2 separate regions of the Mus musculus genome follow, and region 2 is linked to region 1. The links are chromatin loops, found by intact Hi-C in ENCODE. Cell type or tissue: left cerebral cortex. All regions are shown on one strand. Links, peaks and the distances in the headings refer to the core of each region. The heading gives the core; the rest is flanking DNA.

The links. Peaks named below come from ENCODE experiments on the same cell type or tissue, not always from the same donor. Only the 100,000 strongest peaks of a DNase experiment are listed, where the experiment ranks them.
Region 2: a loop joins it to region 1, with 5 times the contacts of the local background. A loop is called at or near these places in 3 of 42 quality-filtered maps.

The regions. Positions count from the first base shown.
Region 1 is chr10:102,153,681-102,156,608 of GRCm38, reverse strand. It overlaps a transcript of Mgat4c not described here. Among named protein-coding and RNA genes, the nearest start is that of Mgat4c, 220 kb to the left of the region's middle. In left cerebral cortex, for the core only: CTCF peaks have their summits at 545 (motif pointing right) and 1,540 (motif pointing right); DNase peaks (open chromatin) are centred at 540 and 1,516.
Region 2 is chr10:100,628,654-100,631,581 of GRCm38, reverse strand. No RefSeq gene overlaps it. Among named protein-coding and RNA genes, the nearest start is that of 1700017N19Rik, 38 kb to the right of the region's middle. In left cerebral cortex, for the core only: a CTCF peak has its summit at 1,650 (motif pointing left); a DNase peak (open chromatin) is centred at 1,638; H3K4me3 peaks cover 460 bases; H3K27ac peaks cover 388 bases.

The sequences.
Region 1 (2,928 bases), core at 109-2,608:
AATAGGCTTAAAAAGAGATCAAAGTGAAGACTAGAGACTGTGTGTGCGCCATTGTCATTCTGTATTAATTACTTTAATTCTGTATATTATTTACCTATAGGTGATTATCTAAGTACAGTGTACAGGTTTTCTGACACAAAAATGTATAATTATAACTTTTAAGATCAGATTTCAATGCATACACACACACACACACACACACACATACAGGTTTAATATTTTAAACAAATAAGTTAAATTTACAAAAAAGTTTATTTGCATGAAAATTAATTTTATATCTTAAACTTTTCTATGAATTGGTAAAAATAGAATATATTTTAACTGGAAAGAGAAATAAAAGAGAGAAGAAAAGCAGAAGAGAAATACTTAATTGTAATGTTAGTCTATAATAAATGAACCTTTGGACCATAATTTCATTTTAACACATTGGGAGTAACATGCTATCTATGTACATATGTATGTTTGCCCATGTGTGTGCTTGCTTGAATGTCTGTGTACGTGTGTGTGGGTTAGTGAATATTAAGGTAGTGCTCACAGATGCCAGAAGAGGGCAGTGGTAATGGATATCAGGGCAGCTGAAATTATAGGCATTTACAAGCTGACTTGAGTGATGAGGACCAAACTGGGTCCTCTCCAAGGACCAGTGCTTATTTGCTAAGTCATAATTCCAGCCCATAAACAATATGCCTTAGGTTTAAATAATCACATATGTATACTTAGAGAGGATTTAAGGAACATCCAGGATGTAATTAATCCTATGTGAAAAATCAATCACATGATCTGGAGTAATATGTGTGTTCTTTGCAAATTAAATACAAACTGCATGTCATTTCTTGAATACTAAATTTAGCATTAACACATACCAGAGTAAAACATGTTCTTCCAATAATTTGATATTTCATCAAGAAAAAAAATACACTTTTCACTTTAAAATATACTTCTTGACTTCCAGCTGTGACAGTCATTTTGCATTGTTGAGTTCCAACGAACAAAAAATATTTTAAGTTTAAAGTACGTAAAGAAGCAAAACCACTATAAGAATATGGCTTTTAATTTTTAGTAACTGTAATATGTGTATATGTTGGAATATAAAGAATACGGAGGCTAAATTATTTCTTAGAAAACTGATATAATTTTGTATTTCAAGCAAGTACATTTCCCTCAGTTTTATTACCATACCTTCCTGCTATATATTTCCCAAGAGCTGAAATCACTGCAGTATTTAATTGCCTGACAATTATTTCAGTTACATCAATTTTGTGGTTAAACTAATTATTTATATTATCAAAACAAATCAGCACTAGAGGCTAATTAGACTAGAGAAACCATCCTACACTGTTTCTCATCTTACATATTAATAAGGTTTGGGTTAATACTAACTTTGCAAGAGATGAGCATATCCTTCAGGTGATAATTTACAGACAGAACTTAGGAATTCAAAGGAGCTTGAAATCACTTTAACCAGTCTCACGTTGAACAGTGAAGAATATTAAATTGCAGCATTCTGCATCATGCTGAAGCAAAAGACTGGTCCATTACCTAGTTATCCACAAGATGGCAGCTCTGGTCATTTGGCCACTAATGCCTTTATTGCGATCCTGTTTTTGTTAATAATAAAATAGAAAGTATGTGAATAGCATAGGTATAAATGTTCCTAAGATTTCTCAACTTCAGAATAGTAAAACAAGTTATTTATATCACCTTAAAATATGCGATTTCGAAATACCGAAAACTATCTGATTTAATTTACAATTTTTTATTATAAGTAATTTTGGAATCCACTCTCCTTAAAAGTTATTGCTTTTCTTCAATTTTGTTTCAAAACAAGGAATTGCTTTAAAATGCAAAGTTAGTATTAAGACAAATGAAGAAACCCTGACTGCAGCAGTTTTACCTCATGGAGACAGAGACATAAAAACCACATTTTCCAGCTAGTAAGTTCTAGATATGGTTTATTTTCAATAGGAGCATGTATTTACTGAGAGCACCTGAATTCCCTTATAATGCTTAATAATTTCCACAGCCACTATTTTTCTTACATCTACCCCAAATCTCCTTGGTTTAGAGTGTGAGTATATTATTGTTATCTTTGTTTTGGGTGCAGGCACATATTTTGGAAACATTTGGAATTATTGGGGCACATCACATTTCTTGTCAGATAATGGGTAATAAGAAGATACTTATTGTGTTTGCCTGTCAGTAAGTTTTATTTTAGGAAAAATTGAAATAACTTTAAAGGAGTGGCAAAGGTATGAAAATCCGCATATCTGAAGGCAAGGCTCCAATGCAATTTCAATGCACACTGTGTTATAACACACACGATGATAGCACACTTACCCTATGTTAAGGTATATTTTGGGTATCTTAGCTGATAATGAAAACTAAAATTCATAGATACACAGACTTGTTCTTATCATGTTTTGGAGCAAGCATGTCTCCTGTGTTCATATCCTCCTCCTTTGTTAAGTGTATTTTGTTTCACATATATTTTTGTAGAAATTTTTACCAATGTTATGTTTTATTTTCCATCTCAGTTGGTGTTCTGTATATGTGTCACGCTATTCAAAATTGATAAAAATCATAGCTTTCTTTATCTGTCTTGACCAAGTACAGTGATATCAGCCTCATAAAAATTCGACATTTATACTTAATGAGAATTAATTAATTGAAATTACTGTATATTCTACAAAAGAAATGGTCTATTCATGGAAAAATCCACTGTGTTTATATTGAAATCTTATTTCAGACTCATGGGTGTTTTTATATGAAAGACACTGAGAAATAGTAACCTTTATGCTTATTATCTATTCTAGTCCTGTAAAACAGAAGATTGTTTAAAGAGTTGAGAACAATCCAATTATCACAAGCAGTCTTAGCATTATTTTAATAATAAGTGCAACAATGATATCATCAATATCAACCCCTTTA
Region 2 (2,928 bases), core at 279-2,778, 1.5 Mb after region 1:
GACAAGAGCAAAAAGCAGCCACATTCTTCACCAAAATACCTCAAAAACTGTCTAGAGACACATATTGAAACTCTCTACTGAAACCTCTTATGCCAGGTCCACAAAATTCAAATCACTTTCCATAACAAAGTTCTACTTCATGTGAAGGCTGCTAGCAGAATACTCATCACATCCAGGCAGCTAGTATGAGGGTATTAAAGCCCGCCCCACCACACACAGTGACACACCTACTCCAAGAAGGCCACATCTCCTAATAGTGCCACTCCCTGGGCCAAGGATTGACAAGTCATCACAGTGTGATGTTATACAATTTGTGAATTTCATATACCTCCCAAACTTCCAAAGAGCAGGGACCATTTGGTTTTGACCAGCTATTCAATTTCTAGTCCACAGAATTTGGCTGTGTAATAGAAGCCTAATAACGTTTCACACGAATAAAAGAAAGGAAAAAAGTAAGAAGAATTAAGATTTTATTATGAGCTCATGTGCTCTGGTATTCCAGGCACTATTGGGAAAGAATTTGGAGGGAGAAAAGGGAGGAGCAAATGATATAATTTTCTTATAATCTCAAATTAAAAGGCAATAAAAGTGTATCTATAGCCTTCTCTATACCCCTGATGGTGTGGTATGTTGTTAATGTAACAAGGACATTTTGTGAGAATCATGTTTGTAAATACCATCATCAAAAAGGATTTCTTGAATTAATGTATTTATAGTCAACTGTTGAACAGAGGATGATCTTGAAATGGCACACGGTCTCTCAGTGCCTCTTTCTTACCCTTACACACTCCTTAATTGATTTATCATATAATAACTCAAAATCTCCACTGAACAGCATCCTTCATGCCCAAAATGGGTTGTCACCTCTCGTATATTTTATTTATGTTTTCAAATAACAAAATACAATCCCAGTTTTGCACAATCTTGTGCCCTTTTTGTTCTTGCTGTAAATATAGGTACTCCTCCTTTGACATTTCCATACGTTTATTAGCCCTGCTTCTGTTCTGGACTCTGACTCTGCCTCTCTCTCTCTCTCTCTCTCTCTCTCTCTCTCTCTCTCTCTCTCTCTCTCTCTCTCTCTCTCTCTCTCTGCCTGACCCAATTTCTTTTCTGATTTTGTTTCCTGCATCCTCCTCTATTCCCTGATGGAAAGAGATTCTCACCCCATCTCAAGCATTTATGACTTGCCGGTTTTAGTAAGGCCACAGGGCAACCATGTCATCTTCTTTTGGAAAAGGAACATATACCAAAGCTGTAGCCTAGCCCTGGAGAGGAATACCAAATTTGAACGGAGGCGACCTAGGCTGCTCTCTTCTCTAACATCACGCAATTCATTGCTGCTAGCGTGATTTCAGCCCAGGCATCAAGAGGAAAATATGCCTTGGGGTGTTCCCTGCTCTATCCTTCTTTATGCTTTTATTTTCAAATAGTATAGACGCCCCCAAGCTACATTATAGCTCCTCCAAATCCTTATGAAAACGAAATATCGTTTTTCTTCCTATAAAGTCTCTTCGATGAAAAGGTTATGCTTTGTTTACTTTCATTTCTGAAGGCTCCTACTGCTAGCATCAGCGAGGTAGAAATAAATGTGTCCAAACAAAATGTCTTATTGGGAAGGCGGGCTAGATTTACGATCCGTTTCTGTGACCGTGCTGCCCTCTAGCGATCACGAGGCGGTTATTTTCCTTCAATTTATGACAACTTAAATGAAAGTTGTGACTCCTCGAATGATGGGATTGACTTAGGAACAGCATTGCAATGAGAATATTCGTGTTGTTGTAAGCCATAGCTGCGCTCAAAGAAGCAAAGAGGGAGATTTTTTTTTTGGCACAAATAAGAATTCCATCAAATGTTTTGAAACAATAATCCTGGTCATCATGACTTTACTGGAAAAGAGTCTGAGGTTGAGCAGATAGTTATGGGCAAAGTTGTGGCATAGAGCATTGTGGAGGCCTCTCTGTAAGTTAGTGAGTCTGAAAGGGTCTTTTGTGGTTATGCCTGTCAGGAAACCCATAGGCTAGATCGATTTCTTCCTTTGGAGTCTCTCTCCTCTGTTGTTGTTGGAAGGAAGGAAGCAACTCTGTTTTGGTCACCAACTGTAGTTTTTGCCTTTCCCATTTCAATCTTATTTTCAAGCTCTATTTGAGGATTTGGTTCTGTTGTTACTAAAGTATGGCTGTTATAAGGTCTATATTCAGAAATAAATAATTACACTTTAAGTAGTAAATAACAGTGTGTGTTGATAACTTTGTAGGCTATGAATACATTTTTAAAAAATTTTTGTAAGATACATTCACTGATATTTTCAATTGCCATTCCCTTTGATCTCTTTCTCTGTCTCTCTGTCTCTGTCTCTGTCTCTGTCTCTGTCTCTGTCTCTGTCTCTGTCTCTCTCTCTCTCTCTCTCTCTCTCTCTCTTCCTTCCCTCATTGTCCTGTGTGTTTGTGTATGTATGTGTTCCTGTGCATATATGAATCAACTTCAAATATTTTTCCTCAGGAACTATTCACATTCTTGAGCCAGGGCCTCACCCTGGCTTGGAACCATGGTGTAGGCTAGGTTGACCAGTAAGCCCTAAGCATCCACTTGTCTCCAACCCACTAGAATTACAAATATGTACTACTGCATTGAGCTTTGTTATTGCTTTGCTTCTATAGGTTGATTTTTAGGTTTTTTTTTTTTTTAGAATTTCTTTGAGTTCAAATTCTACTCTCCCCTTTGTTCAAATTAACCTTGAAGTCTTTCTTCCTCAATAATTCTATGGGAAAGTCTGTGGACTATGCTGTTAAATGCATCAGAACTCAACCTTTTCTTAATGTGTCACACAATTGACCTCTTGACCTACACACCCAATCTCTGGTTTGTAGTGTTAAGCCTTCAGCTGGTTTCCCTGAGGCCACAGCTCCTCTCCCACTTAGAGTGCACGAG